2 separate regions of the Homo sapiens genome follow, and region 2 is linked to region 1. Evidence: chromatin loops called from intact Hi-C (ENCODE). Cell type or tissue: HepG2. All regions are shown on one strand. Links, peaks and the distances in the headings refer to the core of each region. The heading gives the core; the rest is flanking DNA. Region 1 overlaps TMEM50B (transmembrane protein 50B). Region 2 overlaps CRYZL1 (crystallin zeta like 1).

What was found. A loop is a pair of places that touch in the nucleus more often than their neighbours do. Peaks named below come from ENCODE experiments on the same cell type or tissue, not always from the same donor. Only the 100,000 strongest peaks of a DNase experiment are listed, where the experiment ranks them.
Region 2: it touches region 1 in a loop (7-fold over the local background); 7 of 110 quality-filtered maps call a loop at or near these places.

Annotation. Positions count from the first base shown.
Region 1 is chr21:33,441,204-33,451,211 of GRCh38, forward strand. TMEM50B (transmembrane protein 50B) reads right to left here. Exons shown (of 7, transcript NM_006134.7): 7 at 7,938-9,660. The coding sequence ends at 9,615. Among named protein-coding and RNA genes, the nearest start is that of TMEM50B, 34 kb to the right of the region's middle. In HepG2, for the core only: a CTCF peak has its summit at 4,244 (motif pointing left); a DNase peak (open chromatin) is centred at 4,248.
Region 2 is chr21:33,602,488-33,610,487 of GRCh38, forward strand. It overlaps CRYZL1 (crystallin zeta like 1), which reads right to left. Exons shown (of 13, transcript NM_145858.3): 7 at 917-1,050. Among named protein-coding and RNA genes, the nearest start is that of DONSON, 18 kb to the left of the region's middle. RefSeq lists an enhancer at 3,352-3,441. In HepG2, for the core only: a CTCF peak has its summit at 3,488 (motif pointing left); a DNase peak (open chromatin) is centred at 3,474.

The DNA of each region.
Region 1 (10,008 bases), core at 1,113-9,112:
TGGGCAACAGAGCAAGAATCTGTCTCAAAAAAAAAAAGGACTTCTTGGTACATAACATTTAAAGAAGCCTGCATAGTCACTATGGCCACTATGTCTTTGAAGTGCCACAACAGAGAGAGGCTCTCTGAAAGGAAATGATACTGATTTGGGAATAGGGTATTACAAGGGGAACACGTGTGCCAGAGTAAACTATGTACATATTTAGGAAGGTGAAGGAAAACAAAGGTTCTTAAAGGAAAAAATGAGGATTAGATCACTGTTTTAAGATAATTATCCTTGGCTATAAGGATCAATAGCAAGGGGGATGCCATTCCAAGGTTAGACAGGCAGTTGTTGGGCAGATGTCCTCATAGAAGTGTTTGTTGTGTAAGGCGGTGAAGGGCTTTGTGCAAGGTTGAGATTTTTGCAGTCTTTTGTGATCATTTTTATTTATTTATTTATTTAGAGACAGAGTCTTGCTCTGTCACCCAAGCTGGAGGGCAGTGATGCAATCACAGCTCACTGCAACGTCTGCCTCCTGGATTCAAGAAATTCTCCTGTCTCAGCCTCCTTAGTAGCTGGGACTACAGGCATCCGCCACCATGCCTGGCTAATTTTTTGTATTTTTAGTAGAGATGGGATTTTGCCATGTTGCCCAGGCTGGTCTTGAACTCCTGACCTCAAGTGATCCACCTGCCTCAACCTTCTAAAATGCTGGGATTACAGGCATGAGCCACCACGCCCGGCCTTGTGATCATTTTTGTTATCAAGCATTTTTGCATGAGAATCCTTCATGGCCTTCCCCAGCTCTATTTGTCAGGGTTTTTTATTTGTTTGCTTGTTTGTTTGAAGCACAAGTGACTCCATTTTGATTCTGACAACTTCCACACTATGCAGTCACATCTCTGAGGCGCCCAGAGCCCTTCAAAATATATTTGCTGTTTGCCAAATAGTCTCTATTTGAGATGAGAACATCCCCAGCTGTCCTTCTGTTTGATGAGAAGTGAGACTCCACCCCAGCAGCTTCCGGAGATGCAGTCATGCCTCCCCACCCTTCACTGCCACTCCCAGCCTCCCTTGAGACTCAAGGACTGTCCCACGGGAATGAAGTGAAAGTGACGTCTTTCTCCTTGTTTCCAGTCTGTGGTGAGGGAAAACAGCTGGCTACGCTTGAGAGGGTATGGAAACTGGTCAGAGTGGTTACTTGGGACCTGGGGCCTCAGAGCCACCCGTTGCTAAGGAGAGGACTCTGGTCAGGGCAACTTGCCAATGCTCTAGGAATGACACCTAGACATTCCTAAAAAATGATAGCCTAAAAATTCATCCCATTGTAGAAATACAGGCAGCACTAGCTTCTCTGGGCCCCTCAGTTATCAAAAAAAGAGGAGGGAGGCAGACCCTCAGGGTTACTTTACATCCATATACCTAGCTACAACATAAACATCAAATGATATGTGGCCAGGCGCGCTGGCTCATGCCTGTAATCCCAGCACTTTGGGAGGCAGAGGCAGGCAGATCACTTGAGGTCAGGAGTTCGACACCAGCCTGGCCAACATGGAGAAACCCCGTCTCTACTAAAAATACAAAAATTAGCCAGGCATGATGGTGCATGCCTGTAGTTCCAGCTACTCAGTAGGTTAAGGCATGAGAATCGCTTGAACCTGGGAGGCGGAGGTTGCAGTGAGCAAGATCGTGCCACTGCACTCCAGCCTGGGCTAACAGAGAGAGACTCTGTCTCAAAAAAAAAAACAAAACAAATCAAAACAAAAAGCACAACATATGATATTAATGATTTTCCTTGAAATTAAATAGTGGTATGAGTAACAATGTATAATAACTGTAAATATTAATTCAACTCGTTTCATTTCTACATTCAGGTGAATAAAAATATCTGATCTATTCTCTGTGGGTAATAAGAGTATTTTTGTATCTGAAAAGCCTAAGAGAGGGTCAAACCCTTAAAGAGCTGGTAAGTCCAGGTAGGAGGACCCTGAGGTCCTTGGAGATGGGCAGGTACAAAATTTTGCCTGGCATAAAATTCAATTAATCAATCAAACTAATGTGTTTCTTGACTATTTACTTTCTGAAATTTTCCTGTGACCCTTAATACAACTGTGAGTACCTTCAAGTGTCCTCCAGATCCAGACACTTCTCAAGTGGCCAGCCCCATGCTAACTACTAAAATAGTGGAGCACCAGTAGTCGGGGCTGTGGGTACATTCCTGTAGGCTGTGCACCGCACAACCCCACAGGTGCTGTTGACCTAAACAGAACACAAAGGCACACAGCAACTGCTAGTAGTCCTGATACGTAAGCCACTCAAGTTCCAAATGCCTAGTCACAGAAGACAAAGACTGAAGAACCATTCCAAATATTAGAGACACTGCAGGGATATGACGACTAAATGCAACGTGTGACCATGGGCAGGATCCTGCCACAGAAAAATAGTATTTTTCTTTACTATAAAGTACATTACAGGGGTAATCTGAAGAATTTGAATAAGGCACAAAGTACTGTATCAATGTTAATTTTCTGACTTTGGCATCGTATCGCAGTGATGTTTGGGGGGAAATATACACAGGATTCAAGGGTAAGTAAACAGGCGTCACATCTGCAGCATGCTGCCAAACATTTAAAATAACAGACCAAAGCAAATGTAGTAAAATGTTAACTTCTGGGAATCTGAAAGGTTATACAGGAATTCTTTGTGGTTTTTTTTTGTTTGTTTGTTTGTTTTTTTACAGAGTTTCGCTCTGTCGCCCAGGCTGGAGTGCAATGGCGGGGTCTTGGCTCACTGCAACTTCCGCCTCCTGGGTTCAAGCGATTCTCCTGCCTCAGCCTCCCAAGTAGCTGGGATTATAGGCACCTGCCACTACGCCTGGCTAATTTTTGTATTTTTAGTAGAGATGGGATTTCACCATGTTGGCCAAGCTGGTCTTGAACTCCTGACCTCCGGTGATCCGCCCACCTTGGCCTCCCAAAGCACTGAGATATAGGCGTGAGCACCATGCCTGGCCTCTTTGTGCTATTTTTATAACTCTCCTGGTAAGTCTGATGTAATTTCAACATAAAAAGTTAATCTCAGGCTGGGCGCAGTGGCTCACGCCTGTAATCCTAGCACTTTGGGAAGTTGAGGTGAGCAGACCGCTTGAGCTCAGGAGCTCCAGACCAATCTGGGCAACATGGTGAAACCGTGTCTCTACAAAAAATACAATTAGCCAGGCATGGTGGCGTGCGTCTGTAGTCCAAGCTACTCAGGAGACTGAGGAGAGAGGATCTCTTGAGCCTAGGAGGCAGAGGTTGCAGTGAGCCGAGCTCACACCACTGCACTCCAGCCTGGGTGACAGAGCCAGACCCTGTCTCAAAAAAAAAAAAGGTTAATTTCTAAACTCACAACTTCCATGGTGGGAGGGAAGTACACTGATCACACTGAATAATGTTTTTGGCACCAGGAGTAGAAACTGTTGGAGCACAGACCTGTACTATAGTCCCAGCTACTCGGGAGGCTGAGGCTGGAGGGTCACTTGAGCTCAAGAGTTCCAGGTCGAAGTGTGCAATGTTCATGCCTGTGAAAGCCACTGTACTCCAGCCTGGGTAAAATAGTGAGACTCCATCTCTTTACAAAAAAAAAAAAAAAAAGAAAGAAAAAGAAACAAAAGAAACTGCTGGCTGGGTGCAGTGGTTCATACCTGTAATCCCAGCACTTTAGGAGGCTGAGGTAGGCAGATCCTTTGAGCCCAGGAGTTCGAGACCAGCCTGGGTAACATGGTGAAACCCCATCTCTACAAAACATTAACAATTAGCCAGGATGTAGTGGCATGCACCTGAGCTACTTGGAAGGCTGAGGTGGGAGGATCGCTTGAGCCTGGGAGGTGGAGGGTGACAGAGTGAGACCCAGTCTCAAAAAAAAAAAAAAAAAACCAGAAACTGCTGCTGGAAAAGAGCACAATTTACATCCTTTTTGGAGAGCTCTCTGGTTTTATGTCTAGACCTCTGGGGTGGGGAAGAGGTCAACATGCTCCCCAAATCAAAGACCCAGCACTCTCTACACTGGCATAATCCATGAGGGTCTAGGCAGCCTGTCCTGCCATACTTACTCAAAGAAATTTAAAATATCCTATCTGCCACAGCTGAAAGAATTGAAGAGGCATTTACTGCTATCCAAAACCCTAAGTAAAATTACTTAAGCTGTGATAAAAGTGCTACAAAAAAATGCTCTGGCAGGCTCTAAACTTGGAAGTCTTGTTTTTCTTAGCATGGCATGCCACCTTGTGGCAAAAAGCTAAAAAGTCATCAGATGAGAAAGGAAACATCCCTTCAAAAGTCATCATAAGAAATGCCGGGCACGGCGCCTGTAATTCCCTGCACTTTGGGAGGCCAAGGCTGGCGGATCGCTTGAGGTTAGAAGTTCGAGACCAGCCTGGCCAACATGGCAAAACCCCATCTCTACTAAAAATACAAAAACAATTAGCCAGGCGTGGTGGCATGTGCCTACAATCCCAGTTACTTGGGAGGCCAAGGCACGAGAATGGCTTGAACCCAGGAGGCTGAGGCTGCAGTGAGCCACTGCACTCCAGCCTGGATGACAGAGTGAGACTCTGTCTCAAAAAAAAAAGGAAAAAAAAAGCCTACTTGTGTGAATCACTTATTATTTCCAGGAACTTTGTTAAGCATTTCCTCAGATTAATTCTCAAACATACTTACAGACAGGGAAACAGTCTTGCAGTCAAATAGCTAATAAATGGCAGTGCCAGAATAAGGGAATAAGGGAGAAGTAAACCAACCTAAACTTAAATCCATAGGCCTCCGAGAATCCCAGCGCCCAAACCACAACTGTCTAGTAACAACGCAATTGGAAGAATTCTTCCTACTGTGCCCTCCTGCCACCATTTTTATTCCCCATAATCAGGCTGGCCACAGGCTTTTCCCAAAGCCAGCCATGCCCACACCTAAACATTTTCCTCTCCTTTTGTTAATTCCCTGTGTTCTATCTATTCTAAAGCCACCATAGCAGCACTTTCCCCAAATTACATTTTTCTTTTATTTTTTTTATTTTTTATTTTTTATTTTTTTTTGAGACAGTCTTGCTCTGTTGCCCACACTGGAGTACAGTGGCTTGATCTGAGCTCACTGCAGCCTCTGCCTCCTGGGCTCAAGCAATTCTCCTGCCTCAGCATCCCAAGTAGCTGGGATTACAGGCATGTACCACCATACTTGGCTAATTTTTTGTATTTTTAGTAGAGATGGGTTTCACTATGTTGGCCAGGCTGATCTCGAACTCCTGACCTCAAGTAATCTGCCCGCCTCGGACTCCCAAAGTACTGGGAGTACAGGCGAGAGCCGCTGTGCCTGGCCCCAAATTACATTTTTCAACATGTTCCAGGAGATAAATTTCCAAGTCTCAGTAATAGAAAACACCATATAATTGACACCCTCCTCCTAAAGACATACAATACACACACACACACACACACAAAAAAAAAAAAAAAAAAAAAAACCTCTAAGAAAGAAAAGAACTTTACAGAATTTTAAAAAGGTGTTTTGGAGCCTAGTGTGGTGATTTGCACCTCTAGTCCCAGCTACTCAGGAGGCTGAGGCAGGAGGATCACTTGAGCTCAGGAATTCAAGACCAGCCTGGGCAACATAGCAAGACCCCTCTCTAAAAAAGACTAAGCAAGAAGGCGGGGCGCAGTGCTCACGCCTGTAATCCCAACACTTTGGGAGGCCGAGGCGGGTGGATCACCTGGGGTCAGGAATTTGAGACCAGCTTGGCCAATATGGTGAAACCATGTCTCTACTAAAAATACAAAAATTAGCCGGGTAGGATGGTACCCACCTGTAACCCCAGCTACTCGGGAGGCTGAGGCACGAGAACCATTTGAACCTGGGAGACAGAGGTTGCAGTGAGCTGAGATTGCACCACTACACTCCAGCCTGGGTGACAAGAGCAAAACTCCATCTGAAAAAAAAAAAAAAAATCAAGAAATAAAGAAAGAAAAAACATGTTTAGACCTAGTTCAGCCCAGGGTTTCCCAAGCTTCTTTGACACACACACCTTTTCTCAGGTACACCTTCAGGGCCACCAGTGTTCTAAAAGCAACTTGGGAAAGGTGCAACTAAATCTAAAAAGGAGAGCTGAGTGTGGTGGTGCACACCTATAGTAGACTGAGGGGAGGACTGCTTGAGCCAAGGAGTTCAAGGCAGTAGTGAGCTATAATCACACCACGGCGTTCCAGCCTGGGCAAGAGTAAGACACTGTAAAAAGGACTCCATAAAAAAGAACAATGAAAACAAAGACTCCTGAGTTGATGTTGTGACTGAAAACCCTTCCACTGGGGAAAAATGTAGAGATCATGAGTTCAATGCACCCATGTCAAACCCTCTGGGGGCTCTTGCTCAAGGGGCCAAATTATATGGTTTGATATCATCAATCTTTCAGTCTTCCAATTTCATTATGTTGATGCAAATCAATGTCAAGTCAACGTCTTGTGTATAGAAATACACACACACACACACACACACACACACACACACACACATATATATATATACTGGAAAAATACAGCCTCTGGGTTTTTACTCAGTGGCAACAGCACAAGGAATACAAGGATCTTAGAGCAATAAAATGGAATACTCTGATAATATTGGTCCACACACAAAAAACACTCAGATTCAATGACCACTGAATCTATGTGACAGCTTGAGAACCTTAGTAAGGGAATCACATGCATTTGTAGATGATTACCAAAGATTCTGCCCTAACTCATAATATTTCTAAGAGTGGATACTAACATTATCTCTTTTATGTTTTTATTTATTTTTTATTTTCTAGACGGAGTCTCGCTTTGTCACCCAAGCTGGAGTGCAGTTGCACGATCTTGGCTCACTGCAACCTCTGCCTCCCGGGTTCAAGCAATTCTCCCTGCCTCAGCCTCCCGAGTAGCTGGGATTACAGGGGTGCACCACCACGCCTGGCTAATTTGTTGTATTTTTAGTACAGACCGGGTTTCAGTATGTTGGCCAGGCTGGTCTCGAACTCCTGACCTCATGATCTGCCCGCCTCGGCCTCCCAAAGTGCTGGGATTACAGGCGTGAGCCCCCACGCCTGACCACATTATCTCTTTTTTTAAAATGAAGAAACAGAAAATTAAGTGATTTGCTCACAACTAAAAAACAAATTCAGGGTTGGGTGTGGTGGCTCATGCCTGTCAACCTAGCACTTTGTGAGGTTGAGGCAGGTGGATGTGTTGAGACCAGTTCACCCAGAACAGCATAGTGAGACCCCCGTCTCTACAAAAAACAACTTTTTTTTTTAATGACATGGAGTCTTGCTCTGTTGCCCAGACTGGAGTGCAGTGGCACGATTTTGGCTCACTGCAAGCTCTGCCTCCAAGGTTCACGCCATTCTCTTGCCTCAGCCTCCCAAGTAGCTGGGACTACAGGTGACCCCCACCACGCCCGGCTAATTTTTTTGTATTTTTAGTACAGACAGGGTTTCACCATGTTAGCCAGGATGGTCTCGATCTCCTGACCTCGTGATCCGCCCACCTAGGCCTCCCAAAACATTTTTTTTTAATTAACCAGACATAATGACACGTACCTGTGGTCCCAGCTGCTTGGAAAGCGGAGGTAAGAGGATTGCCTGAGCTCCAGCATTTGAAGGTGCAGTGAGCTGTGGTTGCACCACTGCACTCCAGCCTAGGCAACAGAGTGAGATATTGTCTTTAAAAAAAAAAAAAAAAATTCATGGCAGAGTCAGAAATAGAAAAAAACAGCCACCATTTCCAGTCAGTCTTCAGGGAAACCTTCAATAACCCTCACATAAGCATTTTACAAGTCTATTTCTTCTTATTTTATAAACATAACTGCATCTTTAATTGGGTATACTTGAATAATTGAAAACTGAACAGCAAATCAATTTTTATGGTTCATTTTCTCCAACAAACAACAATATTAAACTGTATGAGAAGTAATATTTATTGCAACAGGTTATGAGGTGGAAACAAATAATTAGTCTTACAATTTGCTAGAAGCATGACAGAGCTTACTAACATTTTGAAGAAAAAACAGCAAAGAAAGAAGTCATCAAACAAGATGGTATCTTGACAAAGGCACAGCGCTCCACAACTGCTTCATACTCTGTGCACAAGAAATCCTCTCAAGAGAGAGGAGAGGAGTGATGCCAAATGGGCTTACATTAGAGCCGTGGACACTACCACTGGTATTATTCATACAACCAAGGCTCTACAACACCCCTCTGGAGAAAAAGTGCAACACAAAATCTGTGTAACAAAGGAAAGCAAAAGTAGCAATAAGGGCCCAGAGGAATACAAACAGTGCAAATACAGTACTGCAAACTCAGTAAAAGGAGTTTTTGATTGGAGTATGAACTTTCAAGTTGAAGATATATTTCACAGGAATATTCACCCAAAGCTTGAGAGCTAGAGCGAGGAGAGACTTGCAGTCGGTAACTGAGTAGATGAAATGCATAATTTTTCACTAGGTGATAATTCCCTTTGGGAAGAAGTGCTTTATCTTTAATTATTCCACTTTTTGTTAAATGGTTCATGCTTTTAAACTGCGATTGTCTCAAACTTGCTTGCTATTGAATTGTGTAACATCAGATAATGGCAAGTTGTCAAAAGATAACCCCAGTGGATATTTGAAGCTGCTTTTACGAGAAGCATGGTGCTGAGCTGCCTTACACAGTCTTTTTACAGTAACCATAAAAAACTGAGTTTATTTGATCATGTATTATCCCTTCTCACATAAAGTCATATTAGAGGAATTCTTTTTAAAAGAAGCTTTCAAACTAGTCCTTTGGGCATTTAAAAAATCATTATATAAAAGTACACTTCTTCAATACATAAGAACAAATATTTTTTCTTTACCAAAAAAACCTCATTTTTAGGCCAAAATAAGTTACAACTTGCTGAAAACCTTTTATGGCTCAGTGCTCATTCTAGATATATGAAGCTATATTTTTTTGTACATCTTCAGAAATCAGATACTGAGAGTGGTCCTTCTTTTTTTTGAGAGGGAGTTTCACTTTCTCCCCCAGGCTAGAGTGCAGTGGCGCAAACTCAGCTCACTACAACCTCTGCCCCCCGGGTTCAAGCGATTCTCCTGCCTCAGCCTCCTAGGTAGTTGGGATTACAGGCACCCACCACCATGCCTGGCTAATTTTTGTATTTTTAGTAGATGGGGTTTCGCCATGTTGGCCAGGCTGGTCTCAAACACTTGACCTCAAGCAATCGGCCCGCCTCGGCCTCCCAAAGTGCTGGGATTACAGGCATGAGCCACCGTGCCCAGCCAGAGAGACAAGAGTGGTTACTTCTAAAATGACAAGATGATGTAACCCTGGCTCAGGGAGTAGATCAAGTTCTAAATCTCAGGAATAAAAAACTGATACTCATTATCCAATTCATATAGTCTTGTATTATATACATATTAACAGTCTATGCAATGAAAAATAAAGAAATTTCATAAAACTATTTCAAAACTCAGAACATAAAAATGTAAAGAAACAAAACATTTAATGTACAATCTACTCCATTTGGCAATGTGTACTGAGAGATAAAAAACCTATCTACAAACAGAATATAACAAAAGGAAAATGTGACTTAAGAAGTGATCTCAGGTCCATAGCTCTTCGGTTCTTCCAAATTTGTAGATCAGAGTGCTAGAAAGATAGGAAAACAAATCATGAGGAAAAAACCGATGGAACAAGCAACACAGAATTCATTTTCTCAATATGCTTTGACAGGTACTTCACTGATTCCTATCAATTTTAAAAATTAAATTAGACATCATGGCAGTGTTGGTCTTAATTTGCTTATTTTGTAAAGCAGTCTGTTAACTACGATGGCTAAGCATAACTGTATTCTTTCTTAAGGCCTGGGAAGTTATTAACAGGCAACTTGTAAGGAAAAGAGACATTTCTCTATGACTCAGAAACAAAAAAATGAATCAATAAATCAAAAGAAAAAGGGAGAGAGACCATTCTCATAGTGACAGGCATTAGGGCCAT
Region 2 (8,000 bases), core at 1-8,000, 160 kb after region 1:
AAAGTTATGGGCAAGTTTAATAGGGGAAATATTTGATTGACTTTCTTCTTTACAAGGGGTGGTGGAAAAGCTGCATGTCACACGCTGTCACTCAGTCTGACCACAGCACATAATTTCAAGGATGGAGGGCCACATTCAGACACATGGCCTTGCAAAGAGAAAACTGGGCCTTGTCAATGCGATGGTCTAAGCTAATTATATACTATATATGGGAGTCCAGCTATCTCTCTTTGAAGATCAAAACACTTCAAAAGCTCCATCCTGTTCAGACCTATAGGGTAAGTTTGGGGAAACACTACTATCCTGATGTTGGATATCAGGCTGAAGCCAGTGCTGAAGACAGCTTTGCCTTTTCTTCAAAGAAAAGCAGGAAGAAAGCATTTCATCACAAGCCAGTTAGAAAATAAAACTATAAGTTAATTTCAAGATTTTCTTAACATTTTTAGATGACAATATTTTATGTATTCTTTTAGTGTCTTGAACTATTTTTTGATATATGTAATATGTTTAAATTAGGACGTGTTGATCTTTTGTGTGATCCATCTATACATAAAATGCCAATACTTGATCAACGTAAGTGTGAGGGTGGGAAATAGGCTACAAAGCTATTAGGGAATTCTGGACTATGACTTCAAAGGCTCATGTGGCATCTTAGGCTTTGTCTAACAGGAATGAATAAAAATGGCTTGTCTTTTTAATGTACCAGCAGATTCAAAGTCATAAACTAATCACACTAAATCTAACTTTGATCTTCTATTGATAAAAGCTGCTTATTATAACAAAATAGGACACTGGAAAAAAAGTCAATCAATAAGCTATTGGCAAAGAATTATATTAGCAAATGGATGGCTCATTGCTAAATTTCCTAAGTTTACTGTATGCTTGTCTGTTTCTTAACAAAACCATTAGCACCTACACTTGCTCCATCCATTATCAGCACTGATTTTCCAGGAGAGAGATGAGAAAGATAATGCAGAGCTGTATAGGCACGCACTCCATCCCGAATGCTTCCTGCTGCTTCCGTCCATGTGACCTTTTCTGGTTTATGAACTATCATAAAGAACAAGAAGAAACAATCTGTTAGCAAGTCCCACAAGTCCTACCTCCTGGATCTATTTCTCTCCATCTCTAGTACTACTATGGCCCTGGTCCAAGCCCCTACTCCCATTCTCTCTCACCTACAATACTTTCCATTATTTGCCCATGAATAATTCTCCATATAGGAGTCAGTGTGTGTGTATTTTTAAAACTTTTTATATTGTGAAATAAAATGTGCAGAAAAAGTATGTAAAATATAAAATATAGCTGGATGAATAAATATAAAGGAAATATGCAAAGTTAACGGTATACCATCCTGGTGGAGAGAGAGCACAACCATCACCCCAGCAGCCTCTTCTCTCCTCACCAAAGGTCACCACCATTCTCATGCAATTTCTTATTTGTATCACTCATTAGTACGCATTCCTAAACAATACAATTTCCTGGCCTGGCGTGGTGGCTCACGCCTGTAATCCCAGCACTTTGGGAGGCCGAGGCAGGCAGATCACGAGGTCAGGAGATCGAGACCATCCTGACTGACACGGTGAAACCCCGTCTCTGGCCGGGCGTGGTGGCTCACGCTTGTAATCCTAGCACTTTGGGAGGCCGAGGCGGGCGGATCACGAGCTCAGGAGATCGAGACCACGGTGAAACCCCGTCTCTACTGAAAATACAAAAAATTAGCCAGGCGTGGTGGCGGGCGCCTGTATTCCCAGCTACTCGGAGAGGCTGAGGCAAGAGAATGGTGTGAACCCGGGAGGCAGAGCTTGTAGCGAGCAGAGCTCATGCCAATGCACTCCAGCCTGGGTGACACAGCGAGACTCCGTCTCAAAAAAAAAAAAAAAAAAAAAAAAGTAGCCAGGCGTGGTGGCAGGCGCCTTTGGTCCCAACTACTGGAGAGGCTGAGGCAGGAGAATGGTGTGAACCCGGGAGGTGGAGGTTGCAGTGAGCTAAGATTGCACCACTGCACTCCAGCCTGGGTGACAGAGCAAGACTCCGTCTCAAAAAAAAAAAAAAAAAAATTTCATATTGCCAAGGCTTTAAACTTTATCTGAATGGAATCATACCATATGCATTCTTTTCTACCTTGCTTTTTATGTTCCATATTATGTTTTTAAGGCATCCATTCTGTGGATGAGGCTGTTAGAGCACTTTCATTCTTGTTGTTTTATGGCATTCCAATATATTAAAAACACCTTCATTTGCTTACCCATTGTTTAGCTGATGAACATTTGTGTTGTCTCCAATTTTTGTCAGTTACAAACAATGCTGCTAAGTGTGTTCGTATATGAAAAATATTGTTACACCGTGCATGGGTTTTCCTAGGATACTTAAATTGGAGTGGAAATCCTAGGTCCCAGGTATATTATCTGTTCCTTAACTACACCTTTCCAAAGTAATTGCATCAATTTACTTTCCCACAGTAGTGTCCTGTTGCTGTGAATGTCCTTGTCAACTTGTGGAATGATCACATTTATATATTTTTACCAATTATGTAGGTAGGTAATAGTTTCTTACTATGATTTTAATTTGCTTTCTCTGACTACTAAAAGAGGTTGAGCATCTTTCCATGTTCACTGGCCATCTGGAATTCCTTTTGTGAATTCCTTTTTCAAGTGTTAATCAATTTTTCTATTGTTTTGTCTTTTTCTTATTTAGAGCTTTACAGGAATTCTTTATATATTCTAGAGAAGTCATTTGTTCATGTGCTGTAAATATTATTTTCAACTTTGTGCCTTCTGTTTTCAATCTCTTTAACAGTATCTTTAAAAAACAGAATCATCAGAATGATATTTTAAAAAGATAACTGACATCCTAACAATTCCCTGCTTAAAATTTATCAATGGCTTTACACTGTACTTGGAACCAAATGCAACTCCTAATATAGTTTAAAAAGTTCCGCATGATCTGACCGTGAAACTATTCCTTAACATGTTTCACTATTTAATTTTTGTTTTGTATTTATGTTGTACACTGATGTAATTTTTCCGCAGTACAAGAATTCTTTTTTTTTTGAGATGGAGTCTCACTCTGTCGCCAGGCTGGAGTGCAGTGGTGTGATCTTGGCTCACTGCACCCTCCCCCTCCTGGGTTCAAGCAATTCTCCTGCCTCAGCCTCCCAAGTAGCTGGGATTACAGGTGCACACCACCAGGCCTGGCTAATTTTTGTATTTTTTTAGTAGAGACGGGGTTTCACCATGTTGGCCAGGCTGGTCTCGAACTCCTGACCTCAGGTGATCTGCCTACCTTGGCCTCCCAAAGTGCCGGGATTACAGGTGTAAGCCACCACGCCTGGCCAAGAAATTCTTTCTCATTTTACCTAAGATCAACTTTATAACACTTTCACAGTCTTTACCAGCTCTTTGAAATGCTTCCTCTAGTAGCAATGATTCATGTGGACTAGCCAGAGTAGTCAGCACTGCATTTAGCAACAAACTAGTGCCATCTAGTGGGCGAAGTGGAGCATTCAAACATGCATGTTGAAATGCTCAGACAAGAGCTGAGAATTAAAACAGTAAAAACATATTAAGCACCAGGTGATAGCACACACAGTACTTTATTCCTTAGGTAACTCTTTAAGATAGCTATTCTCCCAATTTTACGGATGATGAAATAGGGTTCAGGGTAATTGATTAATTTGTCTAATGCCACATAGCTCATAAGGTGAATATATGACTTTAAAGCACATCTATTTCAACAGTGCACGCTCAATCAACGTATAATTTACTTATTGGGAACATCTTCTATCAAAAGGATTGGGACTACCATATTTTTATTAAAAACTCAATCATGTTGTCCTTAAAGAAATGCTAACTGCGGCCAGGCAAGGTGGCTCACACCTGTAATCCCAGCACTTTGGGAGGCCAAGGTAGGCAGATCACCTGAGGTCAGGAGTTTGAGACTAGCCTGGCCAACATGGTGAAACCCCGTCTCTACTAAAAATACAAAAATTAGCCAGGCATGGTGGCAGGCACCTGTAATTCCAGCTACTTGGGAGGCTGAGGCAGGAGAATCGCTTGAACCCAGGAGATGGAGGTTGCGGTGAGCTGAGATCGCGCCATTGCACTCCAGACTAGGTGACAGGGCAAGACTTTGTCTCAAAAAAAAAATTGCATGGTTAGATGTGGGTTAATGTCAACACACTTGCTTTTGTGTTGGGGGTCCACAGGTGTTTATTATGTTATAAAAACTAAACAAATAAGGCCAGGTGCAGTGGCTCACACCTGTAATCCCAGCACTATGGGAGGCCGAGACAGGCAGAGCACCTGAGGTCAGGAGTTCAAGACCAGCCTGACCAACATGGAGAAACCCCATCTCTACTAAAAATACAAAAAATTAGTCAGGCGTGGTGGCGCATGCCTGTAATCCCAGCTACTTGGGAGGCTGAGGCAGGAGAATCACTTGAACCCAGGAGGCAGAGGTTGCAGTGAGCTGAGATCACACCATTCATTGCACTCCAGCCTGGGCAACAAGAGTGCAACTCCATCTCAAAAAACAATTAAACAAATAAATGCGAGCCATATTTCAGCATCTAAGAATTATAATTTGATCTCTTTCTAGTTTAGCTCCAAAGGAATAAAAACAACAATGCTGAAAATTTTGAATGAAAAATAAAATTAGTTTTAGGCTTGACAGAATTGCTTAAGAACTGAAAAGTACAAAAGAGTTGGAAGAATTACTCTACTCTTTAACTCTATTATCAAGTTTGAGAAATAGGACTAACACCACATTTTGGGGGAATGTTTGAAACATAGCTCTTTGGTTTGGTAAAGAACAGACTTATTTGAGTTGAAAGTGACTGAGCACTGAGCACTCATTAAACAATCATGAAGGCTGGCATAGTGGCTCATACCTGTAATGCCAGCACTTTGGGAGGCCAAGGCGGGAAGATCACTTGAGCTCAGGAGTTAGAGACCAGCCTGGGCAACATGGCAAGACAGTTTCTACAAAAAAAAGTTAGCCAGACATGGTGGTGCATGCCTATTGTCCCAGCTACTTGGGAGGCTGAGGTGGGAGGATCTCTTGAACCCAGGAGTTTGAGGCTGCAGTGAATTGTGATAATTCCACTTCACTGCAGCCTGGGCTACAGAGTAAGACCCTGTCTCAAAAATAAACAAGCAAACAAAAAACAAAACACCAAAGACAAATTAAAAATAAAAACAAATTATATACAAAAAAAATCACCAGGAAAGTAATAGAAACTAAAATAGAGTTGTGGTGAACTGAAAGTTTTCCCCTACAAACTTGCCGGGAAACTGAAATTATTCCCTTTTACAAAAGGTTGGAGCTACAACAGAGATTACAGGTTATTCAGTTGAGTGTCCTCATTTATAGATGCAGTCAGCATGCCTAGGATCTAGCCTAAAGGTCACACTGTTAGTCATCATTCTTTTTTTTTTAAACATTGTAAATTGACAAGTTATAATTGTATAAATTTATGGGGCACAAAATGATGCTATGATTTACGAATACAATGTGGAATAATTAAATCAAGCAAGTTAACATAGCCATCATCTCAAATACTTAACATATTTTATGATGAAAACATTTGAAATTTACTCTCAGCAATTTTGAAATGTACAATACTCTATTATTAACTATACTCACCATGCTGTGCAAAGAACTGAAAATAAAAACATATCCCTTGGCTGGGCGCGGTGGCTCACGCCTATAATCCCAGCACTTTGGGAGGCCGAGGTGGGCAGGTCACCTGAGGTCAGGAGTTCGAGACGGGCCTGGCCAGCATGGAGAAACCCCGTCTCTACTAAAAATACAAAAAGTAGCCAGGTGTGGCGGCTGGCACCTGTAATCCCAGCTACTCGGGAGGCTGAGGCAGGAGAATTGCTTGAACCTGGGAGGCGGAGGTTGCAGTGAGCCGAGATCACGCCATTGCACTCCAGCCTGGGCAATAAGAGCAAAACTCCATCTCATGAATAAACAAATAAATAAAAACATATCCCTCCTGTTTAGCTGAGATTTTATACCCTTTGTCCATCAACACTCCATTCTCCCCAGCCCGCAGCCTCTGTAGCCACCATTCTACTCTCTGCCTCTATGAGTTTGTTTTAGATTCCACATAGAAGTGAGAACATGCTGTATCTGCCTTTCTGTGCCTGGCTTATTTCACTCAGCATAGTGCTCTCCATTTCCATCTGTGTTGTCACAAATGACACAATTTCCTGCTTTTTAAAGGCTGAACAGTATTCCATTGTGTATATCTATATCATATTATTCATTCATCTGGACACTTAGGTTGAGTCCACAACTTGGCTGTTGTGAATAGTGCTGCAATGAATATGGGAGTGCAAGACATCTGATTTCAAAGCTTCCGGGAAAATATCCAGAAGGAGGATTACTGAATCATATGGTAATTCTATGTTTTGATTTTTGAGGAACATTCATACACTTTCCATAATGACTGTACTAGTTTACATTCTCACCAATAGCGTACAAAGTTTCCCTTTTCTCCACATTCTCGCCAATACTTACCTTTCATCTTTTTGGTAACAGCTATTCTGACAGGTATGAGATGGTATTTCTTTGTGGTTTTAATTTGCATTTCCCTAATGATTACTGATGTCGAGTATTTTTTCACATGTCTTCTTTTGAGAAATGTCTATTCAGGTCCTTTGACCCTTTTCTAATTGTTTTTTTCTTCTTGCTGTTTTCTGAGCTCCTTCTATATCACTATATTAACCCCTTATCAGATGTACGGCTTATCAACATTTTCCCCCAGTCTGTAGGCTGTCTCTGCACACTGTTGTTTCCTTTGCTGTGTAAGAGCTCCTTCTTAAAGTACTACTTTTTTTCTGAGACAGGCTAGAGTGCAGTGGCGCAAATACAGCTAACAGTAGCCTCAACCTCCTAGGTTCAAGCGATTCTTCCTTCTCAGCCTCCCAAGCAGCTGGGACTATAGGCACACACCACCATATCTAGTTATTATTTATTTATTTTTTTTATTTCTTGTAGAGATGGGGTTTCACCATGTTATCCAGGCTAGTCTCGGACTCCTGAGCTCAAGCAATTGGCTCTGCCTTGGCCTCCCAAAGTGCTGGGATTATTGGTGTGAGCTACTGTGCTTGGCCTAGTACTTTTTTTTTTTAAACAAACTTTTTGTTGAGATGATCTTGCTATGTTGCCCATTCTTAAAGTCTTTCTTTCCTTCTCTTCTCTTTTCTTTTCTTTTCAGACAGAGTCTCGCTCTATCGCTCTGTTGCCCAGGCTGGAGTGCAGTGGCGCGATCTCGGCTCACTGCAAGCTCCACCTCCCAGGTTCACGCCATTCTCCTGCCTCAGCCTCCTGAGTAGCTGGGACTACAGGCACCTGCCACCACGCCCGGCTAATTTTTTTGTATTTTTTAGTAGAGAGGGGGTTTCACTGTGTTAGCCAGGATGGTCTCGATCTCCTGACCTTGTGATCCGCCCGCCTCGGCCTCCCAAAGTGCTGGGATTACAGGCGTGAGCCACCATGCCTAGCCTTTTTTTTTTTTTTTTACAAAATTTTATTTGCTGGTAGAGACAAGCAAGTTGCCAAGGCTGGTCTTGAACTCCTGGGCTCAAGCAATCCTCCTACCTCAGCCTCCCAAAATGTTGGGATTATAGGCATGAGCCACCACACCCAGCCTTAAAGTACTTATTTTATGCTATTTTATTTTTTTGAGACAGAGTCTTGCTCTGTTGCCCAGGCTGGAGTACAGTGGCACAATTTTGGCTCACCTCTGTCTCCTGGGTTCAAGCGAGTCTCGTGCCTCATCCTCTTGAGTAGCTCGGACTACAGGCATGTGCCACCACAGCTGGCTAATTTTTTATATTTTTAGTAGAGACGGGGTTTTGTCATGTTGGCCAGGCTGGTCTCAAACTTTTGAGGGGTTCCACCTGCCTTGGCCTCCCAAAGTGCTGGGATTACAGGCATGAGCCACCACGCCTGTCGTACTTCTTTTAAAGAAACATTTTGCTGTGTTT